2 separate regions of the Homo sapiens genome follow, and region 2 is linked to region 1. The links are chromatin contacts, found by POLR2A ChIA-PET in ENCODE. All regions are on one chromosome and are shown on one strand. Each heading gives the region's core, a stretch centred on a gene start or an enhancer-like site at or near the end of the contact. The rest is flanking DNA. Distances are from core to core; before and after follow the strand shown. Region 1 holds the start of PAICS (phosphoribosylaminoimidazole carboxylase and phosphoribosylaminoimidazolesuccinocarboxamide synthase). Region 2 holds the start of LIN54 (lin-54 DREAM MuvB core complex component).

What was found. ChIA-PET counts read pairs that join two places held with the same protein, here RNA polymerase II (POLR2A).
Region 2: POLR2A ChIA-PET joins it to region 1 with 14 read pairs in OCI-LY7. The contact joins the promoter of LIN54 here to the promoter of PAICS in region 1. POLR2A ChIA-PET finds 5 or more read pairs at or near these places in 2 of 52 experiments (HepG2 and OCI-LY7).

What each region holds. Positions count from the first base shown.
Region 1 is chr4:56,431,805-56,439,368 of GRCh38, reverse strand. PAICS (phosphoribosylaminoimidazole carboxylase and phosphoribosylaminoimidazolesuccinocarboxamide synthase) reads right to left here and starts at 3,109. Exons shown (of 9, transcript NM_001079524.2): 1 at 3,041-3,109. The coding sequence starts at 3,056. It overlaps PPAT (phosphoribosyl pyrophosphate amidotransferase), which reads left to right and starts at 3,754. Exons shown (of 11, transcript NM_002703.5): 1 at 3,754-4,019. The coding sequence starts at 3,892. RefSeq lists enhancers at 2,139-3,022, 3,870-4,049 and silencers at 3,150-3,439, 3,580-3,779.
Region 2 is chr4:83,007,889-83,015,452 of GRCh38, reverse strand. It overlaps LIN54 (lin-54 DREAM MuvB core complex component), which reads left to right and starts at 4,630. Exons shown (of 13, transcript NM_194282.4): 1 at 4,630-4,969. RefSeq lists enhancers at 2,187-2,316, 1,924-2,809, 4,691-4,790 and silencers at 2,487-2,816, 4,541-4,620.

The DNA.
Region 1 (7,564 bases), core at 1,860-4,359:
GCTACTTGGGAGGCTGAGGCAGGAAAATCGCTTGAACCTGAAAGGCGGAGGTTGCAGTGAGCTGAGATGGCGCCACTGCACTCCAGCCTGGGCAAGAGAGGGAGACTCCGTCTCAAGAAAAAACAAAAACAAAAAAAACAGTGCCCAGATCAGATAAAGAAATTAACATTTATATATATTAATATGCAGTAAGCCCGGGCAAAGTTTGTATCTAATGCCCCTCCCCTTAATTTAGTTGAATCTGTATTACTTAGTCATTAAAGAGGGAAGGAATTTGAATTAATGGGTAGAAACAACATAAGAAACAACCATACGTGACATACCCTGCAAGTACCAAAATGGTTGCTACAAATTTGTAGATGAATTCTGGAAAGATTGATGAGGACTGAAAATGATTCATGGAATTGAAATTTAAGAGTCTGGGAAAGCACAGAATTTACACAAAGGATAAGAAAATTCTAGGACTCTGCTGTCCAATAAGGCAGCCACTAGAAATGTGGCTATTACAAGTTGAAATGTCATTTGTTAAAATATATACTGCATTCGATATAAAAAATTGTAAAATATCTAAAGAATTTTTCATCTTGACTCCATGTTGAAATGTATTTTGTGTATATAGGGTTAAATAAAATATATTAAAATGGGCTCACGCCTGTAATCCCAGCACTTTGGGAGGCTGAGACAGGCAGATCACTTGAGGTCAGGAGTTTGAGACCAGCTTGGCCAACATGGCAAAACCCTGACTCTACTAAAAAATACAAAAAAAAATTAGCCGGGTGTGGTGGAGTGTGCCTGTAATCCCAGCTACTTGGGGGGCTGAGGCAGGAGAATCACTTGAACCTGGAAAGTGGAGGGTGCAGTGAGCTGAGATCTTGCCACTGCACTCCAGCCTGGGCCACACAGAGCGAGACTCCATTTCAAAAACAAAGCAAAACAAACAAAAAACAACAACAAAAAAAACCTTTTATATATATATATATATATATATATATATATAAACACATTGCACCAGTTTTTTTTATTATTTTACTTTTTAAAATGTGGCTTATAGAAGACAAATTTACATTATATTTCCATTAGCCAGCAATGTTCTGGGAAAAATAATATAAATAAAATGTATATAATGAAAAACAAACTTTGGTGAATTAACCTGACTGGAACATAGCTAAGGATTCACAGGAGAGAAAAATCAAAGTTAGGGCTGAAGAGGTAGAAGGGATAGCAGTATTCAGGATTTGAATGAAAAGGGATTTCAGACTGGACAGACTGGATTTAACATCTCTAGAGATGCCATTTTTGCCTTTGTTGCCACTTTTGCCTTTTAGAGACCATAAAAGTGACATTTAAGAAAAATCAACCTGCCAACGGTACACAAATGGAAAGAAGTGGAAGAGCAAAGATTTTAGAGATTTGCCATTTTAGAGGTACAGGTACCATGATTGCAAGAAAAATTCTGGTCCTTGCCTTGATTCTAGGGAGTTGATACTCAATATCATCTGAATCTTTTTTGCTGAGTCTACAGCTTTTTTTTTTTTTTTTTTTTTTTTTTGAGACAGAGTCTCTCTCTGTCGCCAGGCTGGAGTGCAGTGGCGCGATCCCGGCTCACTGCAGCCTCTGACTCCCCGGTTCAAGTGATTCTCCTGCCTCAGGTTCCCGAGTAGCTAGGATTACAGGCATACGCCACCACGTCCAGCAAATTTTTGCATTTTTAGTAGAGCCGGGGTTTCACCATGTTGGTCAGGATGATCTCGATCTCCTGACCTCGTGATCCGCCCGCCTGGGACTCCCAAAGTGCTGGGGATTACAGGCGTGAGCCACAGCGCCCGGCCTGAGTCTACAGCTTTTTAAAATCTGAATTCAGTTACTTTCTATGTGGAAAAGAATGTACCCAGCAGCCACAAAAGCAATTTGCCTCACTATACATATAGCAACTGGGTGTGTGGAAAAAACCAGCATTTGTTTTTTTCCAGCATAAATAGCAAGAACAATCTTTCCTGATAGTGCAACTTTTTTGCCTAAAGGTTTTGGAGTTCTTCAAAGCCATCGTGGCATCAAAGACTACTGGAACGAACACACACACACACACACACACACACACACACACACACACACCATCATGGCATCAAAGACTACCTAAAAACAGCCCCCCTCCCCAGCCATCATGGAATCAGACTACTTCAACACGCGCGCGCACACACATACACACCCATGACATCAAAGACTACTTAAACACGCACACGCACGTACACACACCCCAAGCTATCGTGGCATCAAAGACTACTTCACGCGCGCGTGCACACACACACACACACCATGGCATCAAAGACTACTTACACACACGCCCCCTAGACAGGTTTTTCTTTTTCTTTTTTGAGACGGAGTCTCGCTTTGTCGCCCAGGCTGGAGTGCAATGGCGCGATCTCGGCTCACTGCAACCTCCGCCTCCGGGTTCAAGCGATTCTCCTACCTCAGCCTCCTGAGTAGCTGGGGATTACAGGCGCGCGCCACCACGTCCAGCTAATTTTTTGTATTTTTAGTAAGAGACGGGGTTTCGCCATGTTGGCCAGGCTGGTCTCGTACTACTGACCTCAGGTGATCCGCCCGCCTTGGCCTCCCAAAGTGCTGGGATTACAGGCGTGAGCCACCAGGCCCGGCCTCTAGACAGGTCTTTCAAAAGTTTCAATTATTAACCTTCTTAGAAAGGTCATTAACCTAACGGGCAAAGCAAGACTCAGGTTTTGACGAATCAAGACTGATTTGCTTGTATTTTGCAATAGCTATTGATTATAAATAATACTTCCAGGCACCTTTCCACCCCTTGGCCATTTCTCGTTCTCCTCTACTTTGCTCCTTCTCCCCATCCCCGAGGCAGTAAAGTTCGGGGAGGCCCGGGAGCGCCTGGGCCACGTGTGCGCCCGCGCGGCTGCCTAGAGGCGCTGCTGCAGGGAGGCGGGACAGAGTTTCGCGGCTCGCACGTGGCCGCGAGCTCACGGCCTGGGGGTCAGGGAGACCGTGAAGGGCCCGGATCCCTGTTACTCACCCTCAGCTGTCGCCATTATCCTAAGTGGGCTGAGGGCTGCGACCGCGCCGGGAAGCGAGGCAGAACTCTAGAAAAGAGGGGTGGTCAGAGAGCTTCGCTGGGCGGGGAAGGAGGCGGGGCCGCGCGACCCTGCGCCACTCTTTTCGAGCTCCGCTACAGCCGCCTAACCCGGAGGGGTATGGGCGGAGACTGAAACGCGGATATCGGACGAAACAACGCCCCACTGGCTTCCCGCCGCGCAGGCGCAGAGACGCGACCCCGCCTCCGGGCCGCCCCGCGCTGGCGCAGTGCCCGGACAGGCGAAAAGTGGCGCGCACTGGCGGCCCCTCCCCACTCTGCGGAAGCTCGCATACCCCGGCCCCTTCTCGGCTGCGGGAGCGACTCAGAAGTTGGAGCGTACCAAGTCTTGACGGCCTGGGGGAAGCATGCAGGGAAGGGCATATGAAGGCTAAATGCTCTGAAAGAGAAATGAGGTTAAGTCCGTTACTCCCATTACGCTACTGTTGGGTGCTGGAAAATAACGGAGATTTCCACGTGCAGCAAATACAGCTTTCCAGGCAGCTCTTAGGGGAAGGCTAGCTCCACCCTACAGCATCCGTGACCCCGCCCCTCAGCCGCGGGACCGCCCCTCCGCCCTCGCTCGTTGGTGGACTCGGAGGGGGAGGAGCAGGGCTGAGCTGGCCACGCCACCTAGGGACAGCGCGCGCCGCCGCAGTAGCTGGGGCCACCCTCGGGAAGGAAGAGCCTGTCGCGAGCGCGAGCTTCTGAGCTCGACGGGCCGAGCTGGCAGCTGGTTGGTGCTTACACCTTGGCCGCAGCGGCAGGTCCTTCCACGTGCTTTCGGCGGCGACATGGAGCTGGAGGAGTTGGGGATCCGAGAGGAATGTGGCGTGTTCGGGTGCATCGCCTCAGGAGAGTGGCCCACGCAGCTGGATGTACCGCATGTGATCACTCTGGGACTCGTGGGGCTGCAGCACCGGTGAGCAACAGGGTGGGGGTGGCGGGGGCGTGCGTCTCCATCTCTCGGAGCCGCTTCCCGCAGTCGGCGTTCTCATGAGCGCCCGAGGGCCCGGGAGGACCGACCTCTCCGACCTAAGCCAGTACCTGCCTGTGGCGTCGACCGGGTTGCCTAGGCGTGCACGAGGGGCACCTCGCTTCCATGAACTTTAGCCTGTCCTGCCCACCCTCCCAGCCACTTATGCCTTTTAGGGGCTCTCTCCCTCCCCGCCCCCCGGTGTGTGCACCCATCCAGAGGCTGGCCAGCTTGTAAACCGCCGGTTTGCTTGGTCTAGCTGGGTCAGGGCTCCTCCCCGACTGCAGGCGGGTTCTAGTCTCCCGGAGCCTGTGGCTGCTCCTGTAATAGGCTAGTGTGGCGTGGCGGCCAGTCCAGGTCCTTCAACACCTAAAGGTTTTCGCGCGGGGCCTCCAACCACCACAAGCTTTTGTTTGCAAGGGCAGAGCTATTGAGCAGATTATGGGTTTGAAAGTAGTTATCGCTATGGGAACTTGAGGATGCTAGACTTCAGACCCAGGGAAAGATGACTAGTTGATGTTGAGAATGACTACTGGTAGTAGATCTCACATAAATTAAATGGAAATAAGCCAACCATAGGGAACAGTGCATCTGGAAAAGATTCATTGGTAGACGTCTTGCCTAATGAATGAAAACGTTGGTAATAACATGACAAAAATTAACTCCCTTCTTCAAAAGGGGGACAGGGGAGTAGTGTCTCTATGCCAAGATCCATACACTTGATTTTGAAAAATTGGGAGATCCTTTCGAGTTAAAAAAAATTACTTTGCTTCGGTGATCTTTCCTTTTCTTACTACCTGACTTAACTGGAAGTTGATATAAATTATTACACTAGGATAAGAAAAACAAACCTGGGTTTGATATTCTTACTGAAAGTATTACAGTTTCCATAAGGCAATACAGTGGTAACAACTTACACTACAGTTAAGGAACTTGGCAATAACACGTAACAGCAAAATGGGTGCAACACGTATAAACGCATTCCAAAAGATTAGCTTTTCCTCCACCAAACTTAAATTAGAAGTATTTTTTGCTGTTTTCATTGTCCCAGGTACTTCAATTTCAGTTTCACATTTTGTGTGTTCCTTGTTTACTAAAGAGCTGAGAATGTGGGAAGCATCAAAAAGAATATTTTTAACTTGCGTAGCTCCAATCTTGGATAATTGTGGGTTGACCATAATAGATTTCTTGTTTTTTTTAAAAAAAGTTTATTGAGAAAATTAGTTACGTAATCCAAGGAGAAAGTAAACTCTTGATTATGTGGTAGTTGTGAGCAACATTAGTTTGTAACATTCTTAGAAACTATGGCCAGGCGCGGTGGCTCACGCCTGTAATCCCAGCACTTTGGGAGGCCGAGGCGGGCGGATCACGAGGTTAAGAGATCGAGACCATCCTGGCCAACATGGTGAAACCCCATCTCTGCTAAAAATACAATTAGCTGGGTGTGGTGATGCGCTCCTGTAGTCCTAGCTACTCCGGAGGCTGAGGCAGGAGAATCGCTTGAACCCGGGAGGCTTAGGTTCCAGAGAGCAGAGATCACGCCACTGCACTCCAGCCTGGGCGACAGAGCGAGACTCCGTCTCAAAAAAAAAAAAACAGTTGTTATTTTGGATACTCTGTCATGGGGGTGAGGGAGAATCTAGAGGTCTTTAGGGTTGCCTGGTGGTCTGTAGAAAATATGTATGAACTGTACTTCACTATATTTACTTTTTTTGCCAAAGTTATTCAAGAAATTTTCATCCCCCTTTCTCCTTCCCTTTAAATGTGTGCCTGAAGAAAAAGAGGCTTTTTTTTTTTTTTAACTTACATGTTAGCACTGGTTGGAGTTTTAGTACCCAGTTTAGGAAAATACTTGGTATTCATGGTTATAGGTTTTTTTTTTCTTTTTTTTTTTTTTTAATGAATACCATTTGATTCCTGGTTACATATATCTGTTTTCTATAGTTGCTTTTCTGTGAAAGAATTGTAAGATTAAATAATACCAGATAAGGGCAATAATGATGTGATTATGTGGTTTTGAGGAACAAATGTATTACTGAAAAACAATTTAACATTTCTCTTGTGTAGGCATAGAATCATTAAGGTGCACAAAGAGGGCTGGTTCTCACCCATAATCAATTCAAAATTTTACATGAGCTAAAGTGCTCATCCTTTGGGAGGACTGATTCTGCTTGGAAGAACAATGACACTCCCTTATGTCTTGGAAATACAATTATCTGCTGCTCGAAACTGATAGATAAGGGCCAGAATAAAACTAAGAACTTTTTCTTTTAGTTTAGTTTTATATATATATATATAAAATACGTGTGTGTATGTATATATGTATATATATATCGTACTCTGAGAAGTGGTGGTCTGTTGCAGAAAGCTCTGTTTTCACTTTCTCACCCTCATTCACTCACTGGTTAGTTTTAAAACAACTGCAAAAAGGTTTGATTGTGTTTTTTTCCTTTTTGATGAAGGAATTTATTTCTTATATATTATCTTCTTGATTTTTTTTTTTTTTTTGAGACAGAGTCTCGCTGTCTCCCAGGCTGGGGTGGAGTTCAGTGGCGCAGTCTCCCCTCACTGCAAGCTCCGCCTCCCGGGTTCACGCCATTCTCCTGCCTCAGCCTCCCGAGTAGCTGGGACTACAGGCGCCCCCCACCACGCCCGGCTAATTTTTTGTATTTTTAGTAGAAACGGGGTTTCACTGTGTTAGCCAGGATGGTCTCGATCTCCTGACCTCGTGATCTGCCCGCCTTGGCCTCCCTTTTTTTTTTTTTTTTTTGAGACAGGGTCTCACTCTGTCACCTAGGCTGGAGTGGAGTGGTATGATCTGGGCTCATTGCAACCTCCGTTTCCCAAGTTCAAGTGATTCTCGTACCTGTCTCCCGAGTAGCTGGGATTACAGGCGCCCGCCACCACACTCAGGTAATTTTTGTATTTTTAGCAGAGACGGGGTTTCACCATGTTGACCAGGCTGGTCTTGAACTCCTGGCCTCAAGTGATCCACCCTCTTCGGTCTCCCAAAGTGCTGAGATTACAGGCGTGAGCCACCATGCCTGGCCAACCTTATCTTTAAGAAGATGGAATCTAGAAGGTGAGATTTCTATCACTTTTGTTTTGTATTTGGTCCAGTTTTTTGTCTTGGGTATAATCTAATCTGAAACATTTAGTCCTGGGGTTAACAGAATACCTGGAAGGTATATTAGCCATTTCATATAAAAATAAATAGAGTATCAATTAGTTAAGCCAGTCATGCACTGGATATTTAACCCAGATGGGTTCATCCAGATGTACTCCCCGTTTTTAGTAGTTCTGGCTGTCTTCAGATTTATTCCGTAGCTCTGCTTTCTGTAGGGGAATTTTCACATGTCCTCTTAGCTGTAAACTGTGCATGCATGTGTGTGGGTATGTTCATGCCTGATTTATATAATCACCAAATGCTGTTTTGGTCCTGAAAACATCATTTCAGTAGTTTGCGGAGTTCTGAACAAACCAGACACCCC
Region 2 (7,564 bases), core at 3,381-5,880, about 27 Mb before region 1:
CCACCACGCCCAGCTAATTTTTGTATTTTTAGTAGAGACGGGGTTTCACTATGTTGGTCAGGCTGGTCTCGAACCCCTGACCTTGTGATCCACCTGCTTCGGCCTCCCAAAGGGCTGGGATTACAGGCATGAGCCACTGTGCCTGGCCTGATTATTTTTAATAAGGACCATTTAGTCTCCTTCTTCCTTTATATTATACCTCTTCTTTCATTTTTTCTTATTTAACTTAGCTAGGACACACTCAAAAACGGTAAACAGCTACTATATCCCTGCCTCCTTATTGAGTTTCTGATTTTAAGGTGAAAGCCTCTGCCATTTCACTGAAATGTATGGTGTTGTTCTCTGATGATTATCTTGATCCAATTAAGGAAACATTCTTTTATTTCTAGTTTACTAAGAATTTAAAAAATTCAGGGTGGTTATTGAATGTTATACAATGTATCTCTAGAGACTATCATTTGGTTTTTCTCCTTCAATCTAATAAATTACACTAGTAGATTTCTTAATGTTAAATCACTGTTTCGGTTAAACCATATACTTTGTCATGATGTAAATTCTTTTTACTACCACATTGCTGGAATTTGATAACATCTTTTTTTTTTTTTTTTAAAGAGTCTCACTCTGTTGCCCAGGCTGGAGTGCGGTAGTATGACCTCGGCTCATTGCAAACTCTGCCTCCCGGGTTCAAGTGATTCTCCTGCCTCAGCCTCCTGGGTAGCTGGGACTACAGGCGCATGCCACCACGCCCGGCTAATTTTTGTATTTTTAGTAGAGACAGTGTTTCACCATGTTGGCCAGGCTAGTCTCAAACTCCTGACCTCAGGTGATCCACCTCCCTCAGCCCCGCAAAGTGCCAGGATTACAGGTGTGAGCCACTGCGCCCGGTCTGATAACTTCTTAATTCTTTTTATTTAAAAAAATTTTTTTTGTAGAGATGAAATCTCACTATGTTGCCCAGGCTGGTCTCAAACTCCTGGTCTCAACCCATCCTCCTGCCTCAGTCTTCCAAAGTCCTGCGATTACAGGTGTGAGCCACAGCACCAATAACAACTAAATACTCAATTTTGCCTTCATAACAAAATCATAGCAAGAAAGGAAGTTTCCCTTCTCTTTTTTGGGTACTGTTTGTCTTGGGTTTTAGTATAAGAGTTATGCTGCCTTGTGGAATAAACTGGGAAAGGGTCTCCTTTTTTTGAGATATTTTGGTCTCTCTAAAATCTAGCCAGTTTTGGGTACCCCATCTCATTCTTTTCTTCCTTCCAGTGGTGCCCCAACAGCACCATCAATCATTTTACCATGAGGATTTCTCACACTAGCTCTCAAGGTTCCTCATAAAGTGGGCTCACAATGCTGATCTCCAACAAAGCCTTTGTGTCATTCAACTTTATCACATTACTTACACATGTCACAGACCTTCCCATTTTCAAGGCTTTGCTAATTTCATGACATTTGCCTTGTTAAATCCTGACTATTAGTGTTTGGGCTGGTACTGGGTGTTGATTATGGCACAAGGGAACTAACATTTCAGGCAGAGACTGTGTACCTGCTTAACACCCTTCATTTTATTTAACCATCAGAATCCTGGGAAGTTTTGTTATTTTTATTTGCTGGATAGGAAAATAAACGTTATACAATATACACTAATAAACGGAGGTGCCATTAAATACCAGTACTGCTTGATTCCAAAGTGACTGCTGCCTCCCCTACACTGTTTCACCTCCTCCATTATGTTCCCGAGGTAGTCTCTCATGCTGACCTGTATGTCCTCCGTACTCCATTAGCAAATTATACACTGTATCGCACCATCTTACATTTACACTCTTGTATTTTCTATTTTCGTATATGTAGTGCTTGTCGCACTCACAGCAGTTGATAATAATCTCTCAGAATAATTTTTTTTTCCCCTCAGAATGATCTGTCAGCGTCTGTTCATCCGACTCCGTATTTGGATATCATATAAATCGCGGGAAAAAATAAAAGGTGATTAAATACAAATAATTTTGACTGTGTTAGTCTTAGCTGCGTGTTGCAAGAAATGCAAAACGTCTTTCAAAATAAGTTTAACTCTCAATGAATCTCCCTGTGGCTTTTTAGCGACACTGCAAAACTAGTGCCTAAAAACACAGTGACTTGGCATTTGTGACTACTGATCACCTCCTCACTCAAGCACATCAAACAGCGGGATATCCTGGAAGTCGCACCTACAACCCGGACTTCCTAACAAGGAAAGCTAGACGAAGGGACGGTCTCTCCCAACCGCAGCGCGATGCGGGTCCTCCCCCCATCAGCTTCAGTCCGATGGAACATTCCGTGCGATCGCTTTGACCGGGCGCCACTCGGCGTCACGTGGAACTGGAGCGCCCTGGCGGAGCCCGGCGGAATGACGCGGGCTTGGGTTGCCAAGGGGAGGGACGAGGCGCCGCGGAAGAGGCGGAGCGAAGGAAGCCGGCCGTGGGGCGGGGTGCGGAGCGCAGGGGCGGGCAGAGAGGGGCGCGCGGGCGGGGAGGGCCCAGCGTATTATGGGATGCGGCGGTGGAATGGGGCTGGGCGCGTGATTTTGAACAAACCCTGGTCTGTGTCTCGGAGGCGCCGCCGCCGCCGCTGCTGCTGGGAGCCCAGGGAGCGCCGCGCGACCAGGAGGCGGCGGCGCCGCCGGCTTTGGTGAGTGTCAGCCCCCGGGATGGGGGCTCCTGGGCGGGCTGGCGGGAAGGGGGAACCGGCCCCCGCTGCGAGTGCCTGCGCGGGCGGAGAGCGCTGGACCGCTCCCTCCGGGAGCCCGGGCCGGTGGGCCTTGGCGGGGAGCGGGAACCCGCCAGCGGGGTCCGCCGCGCCCCTTCCCTGAAGCTGGGTTGCGGGGGGCGAAGGATCCTTGGGGCTCGGTCTCTTCCCGTCGGCTCCCGAGAGGGTGGCTGTCACCCGGCAGGGCCAGCGCTCGGCCAGCCGCCTGCCCGGCGGTCTGGAGTAAGGGCTCCTGCGGCTGTTGACACGCACACTGCGCGACCCAACAAGCCACCCGTGGCGGCCCCAGGTTTCTGGGAACCGGTTTTGCTGCTGTGTCATTTTGTGCCAGTCCCTCCTCTCCCTACTGCCCGCCGCCGCGTTCTTCCTATGCCCCTTTGTACAGGCTCTTGTTCGTGCGTGTCCGTTTTCCTCGCGAAGCCCACCAGCCAAATGTCATAATGTTCCCGAGGTGCACGGGGGAAGGGAGCGGGCCGGGACTTAGCTTGGCCAGCAACGGTAAACAACCAAGCAGAGTGCGGATGGACGGGGCCGTCAGTGGGGAAATGAAGTTTAAAGATGAAGTAATTGAGAACACTTTATACTCTCAGCATCTGGTAGTCTGCATATAAAAACAGCAATTGGGGTGGGTGGTGGACAGCCCTTGTTGAAGGCTGAATCTACCGACTTTTATATGGAGTTGCCATTGAAACAAGGTAGGGAAATGAAATGACTTTTTCAACTTCAACTTCAACCTTACTCTTCCTACACTAACTTAGACAGTAGAGTGGCCCTGTTCGCAGCCTTGAAATTCAGTTTGCCCAGAGCTTATGTTGTGGTTGAATGATACAGAATTCAGCTTTTGGATGGTTAACTCTTTCTAAAATTGACAAAGGCAGCCAGTTTCCTTTTTTTTTTTTTTTAATGCTGATCTCTTCAGAAGCCTTGCAGCTTATGTTTTGTTATTTTTTAAATGATTAAGAATTACCTCTGTTCTCTTTTGGTTACTTATTCAACTGACTGATGACAAGAGCTGGTAACTCTTACCTACCTAGTAGGTAGCTCTAGGATCTTGTTCTGAAGCAAGCTGTTTATTTTTACTGTACAGAACAAATATATCAGCAGCAGATGGTTTTTTTTTAATTTGATGACTTAGATCCTAAAAAAACATTTGGCAAATAATTTTAGCTAAGAGTTATATTTTCAATATTTTAGAAATCGATCATTCATGAATGTTTCTACAATTAGTTCAATCATTTCAAATCTAGTTGCGCTTTGACGTCTTAAACCGATGACAGATTGGAAGTCGCAGTGTTCATGGACAGAAATGACCAGATAAATTAAGTTGGAGAGGAAGATAGCTCAGAACTTTATTTTTTTAAATTAGATATTTTGACCACTTCATCTGCATGAGGATTGCTGCCTGTAATTGACAAAGGTGTCAAAGGTCGAACATGCATATGGAAATAGCTCATCCTGTCAAAGTAGTTCTGCGGGTGGGGTAAAATGTCAAAGTTGGTGAATGACATTAAAGGTCTTTCACAGTGTTTTTAGTGCCTGAGATAGCCACAGTGAATGAAACGCATTCCACCATCTCTCTCAAGTTGCTGCTCTGAAAATGAAAGAGTTTGGGTTCTTTATTGTCCTTATGCCACCCTCCGCATGGCTTTTGGTCTTGCAAACAAAAATATGCCGGACTTGGGACCCCGCAGGTGGCGCGACTTCCTTTGGCGTCCCTGCGGGGGCCCGTGCTCCGCCCGGGGGTGAAAGGTCTCGGCGTAGCCCGTGTGCACTTGCACGGCCCTTGTGCGTTTGAAGGTTGGCGGGGCGGCGGGAGGCTTCCCCGGATATGTGGGTGTGCGCCTCCCGGGTGGGGCGGGCGGGGAGGGGAGGAGGAGGAAGGGGGAGGTTACTGGTGGTGGCGGCGGCGGCGGCGGCCCGGGCTCCGGCTGTCGGGGAAGCTGCTGAGCTGTGATGGTGATGACGAGGTGAAAATGGCGGATCTTTCGAAATACAATCCCGGCCCCTGACATACCAGAGGCGGCGGCGACGGCGACGTCGCCACCCCGGCTCCCTTCTCGGTCCCCGGGTACCCTGGAGCGCTCCAGTTTGGACAAACTGGGAAAGGAAGCTGCTGGCCAGAGCTATCGTGCACGGGCAAAACAAGCCCCGCCGGGGCTCGGGATTGCCCAGGACCTTCTGGAGCCCCTACCTCGGAGCCCGAGGGAGGAGAAAGCGGCAGCCGCTGGAGGTAGAGGAGGATGGGGTACCCGAGGGCTTCTCTGTCCGGAGATCTCTTTATTTGGGGGGATGGGGGTGGGTGGGGAAAGAATTGCGCGGTGGATCAAGGAATGACTTGTCCGGAGTGCGAAGAATCAGTAGCCTCGTCATGACATCAACATTATTCTTTGAGTGTTAAGAGGGCTCCAGTTTGCTCTTATACCTAAGGCTGCTGCTGAGGCCTAGAGGAACCGCTAGCACTTATCATGATTTCCTGATATAATGTTTAAAACAGCCACTCTGGCGGGTGTTGCTTTGATGGTGTTCAGCAGTTCTTGGGGTTGTACGTTTCTTTAGGGAGGCAGAGCATTGGCATTTTATCTGCATTTAAGATCTGTGTCTTAGATCCTAGTCTGTAACTTGTTGGGTTGTGGATGTTCACATTTTATAGAATAGGGACCAGTTTTGTAAGAATTAGAAAAAAAATTTTTAATGCTCTGTTATCCTTAGAGTAACTAACCTCTTTGCCCCTGCCATTTGGCATATAACAATTGAGATACTCTCAGTTATATTTTATACTCATGCTTTTCAGGGAAGTTCTTCTCTATACTCACCCTCCTGCCCCCGCCAACCTAGTTCATGAATTCAGAGAGTAAAGTTATGAAAAATTTTGCTGTAGATTTTATAATGCAAATGAAATACAGCTCTAGGAGCTCTCTTTTGGTCCTGAGTTTTACCTTCATTGTTAAGAAGGAGAGTTGCGATGGGGTGATGCAAGCATTTGTTGTGAGTACATTAAGTTGGGAAAAATAAATTGAGACCTCTGTTATTTCTAAATCACTAAATGCTGGAGTGATTAGCCTAGCCCTTTGTTTAGAGAGCTGGATTGATTGACTATAACAGCCACTGTTTTATTAGGTTATCTGAAGACCCATGTTAAGTTTTAGGTTATGCTGAAAGATCCGTAAGGAGTCTGTCTCCTTGCACACAACACTAGTGTTACAGAAAAGTTACATGTGAATCAAATTTTTAGGCTGGGCAAAAAAATTTTTATACATTAATTTGGACCCTATGCTTTTCCCCCAGCTTTTTTGGGTCAATGACATTGAGTGTATAATGAACAGAAGGATTAGTATTGAGGAATGCCCATGGGTAATGTTTATGATTAGCCCTAAATTTCCGTATTCAAATTGTCTACAGAGAGTATATGTGATATTATTTCCTTATTCAAATTGTCTACAAAGAGTATATGTAACACACTGTGCCATAGTGTGTCATATATCACAAATTTTGTAGTTTACTTAGAGGGGAAATATTTTGTGTGAATAGGTGTGTATAGTTTGTAGGTCTGGCTTTCACTTACTAGAAGAATAAGAGACCCAAAAAAATTTTTAGGAGAAATACCTTAGAGGTACTCAGAAGGTTTAATGATGACGATAATGATTATTTTTTAAAAATAATTTGTCTGATGCTGTATTATTCAGTAGGTATTTGGTTTTGTCTTTTTAAAATTACAGTTTTTATGTTGCAGTTATTTGACCCATGCCTTATAGCTGCTGACTCAGTAGTAAGACTAAGAATTTTAAAAATAATTAAAATAGGGAGATTAAAAAGCTTTTTCATTGGCTTTCTTTTAATCACAGAGGGCTATTGTCTCTTTGTGATTCTTTGTGATTGTCTTTAAAGACCAGTTTTCAGATTGTCCTGGTTAGAACAATTGTGTATTAATAATTAAAAGTGTGTTAGAAATGAAGCAAGAATTATACCACCAGAGATAGTCCAGTGTTCATTTTTTGGGGGAAGAGTATTATAGATTTTCACTACTTTTTCTTTATTTTTTTCCAAGGCAGAGTTTCACTCTGTCGCCCAGGCTAGAGTGCAGTGGCGCAGGCTAGAGTGCAGTGGCGCGATCTTGGCTCCCTGCAAGCTCCGCGTCCTGGGTTCACGCCATTCTCCTGCCTCAGCCCCCTGAGTAGCTGGGACTACAGGCGCCCGCCACCACGCCGGGCTAATTTTATTTGTATTTTTAGTAGAGACGGGGTTTCACCATGTTAGCCAGGAAGGTCTCCATCTCCTGACCTCGTGATCCACCCACCTCGGCCTCCCAAAGTGCTGGGATTACAGGCGTGAGCCACTGCGCCCGGCCGATTTTCACTACTTTTTCAAACATTATTATTGGGTGTCTATTAGGTGTCATATAGTATGCTAGGGATAGTGGATAAAATAACCTCAATATCATTACTTCAGGGAACTTTCAATTTAAGAATCACTGGAGGTGAAGTTGGAAGGATCAATTCAGTGGGGTCTTGCTGCAGAAGGCCTTAAGAGTTACAGAAAATGTAACTTAGTGTAGGATAATGACAATCTCAGAGATATACTTCAGAAGATAAATCTTGTACATGTAGCTTTTATGTAGAATGCATTGTAGGTAAGGGGAGATGGAGGTAAAAACACCATAGTAGGCTTCAGGAGTTGGAGATTTAGACACAATTGGTTACAGGAGGATAGAGTCATGGTGAAGGTGTAATCTGCATGATATATGACAGATTAATATTTCTATGGAAAGAGAGATGTCAAAGATAATACAATTGTAAGCCCTGGTGTTTGATAGAATTTTTTTTTTTTT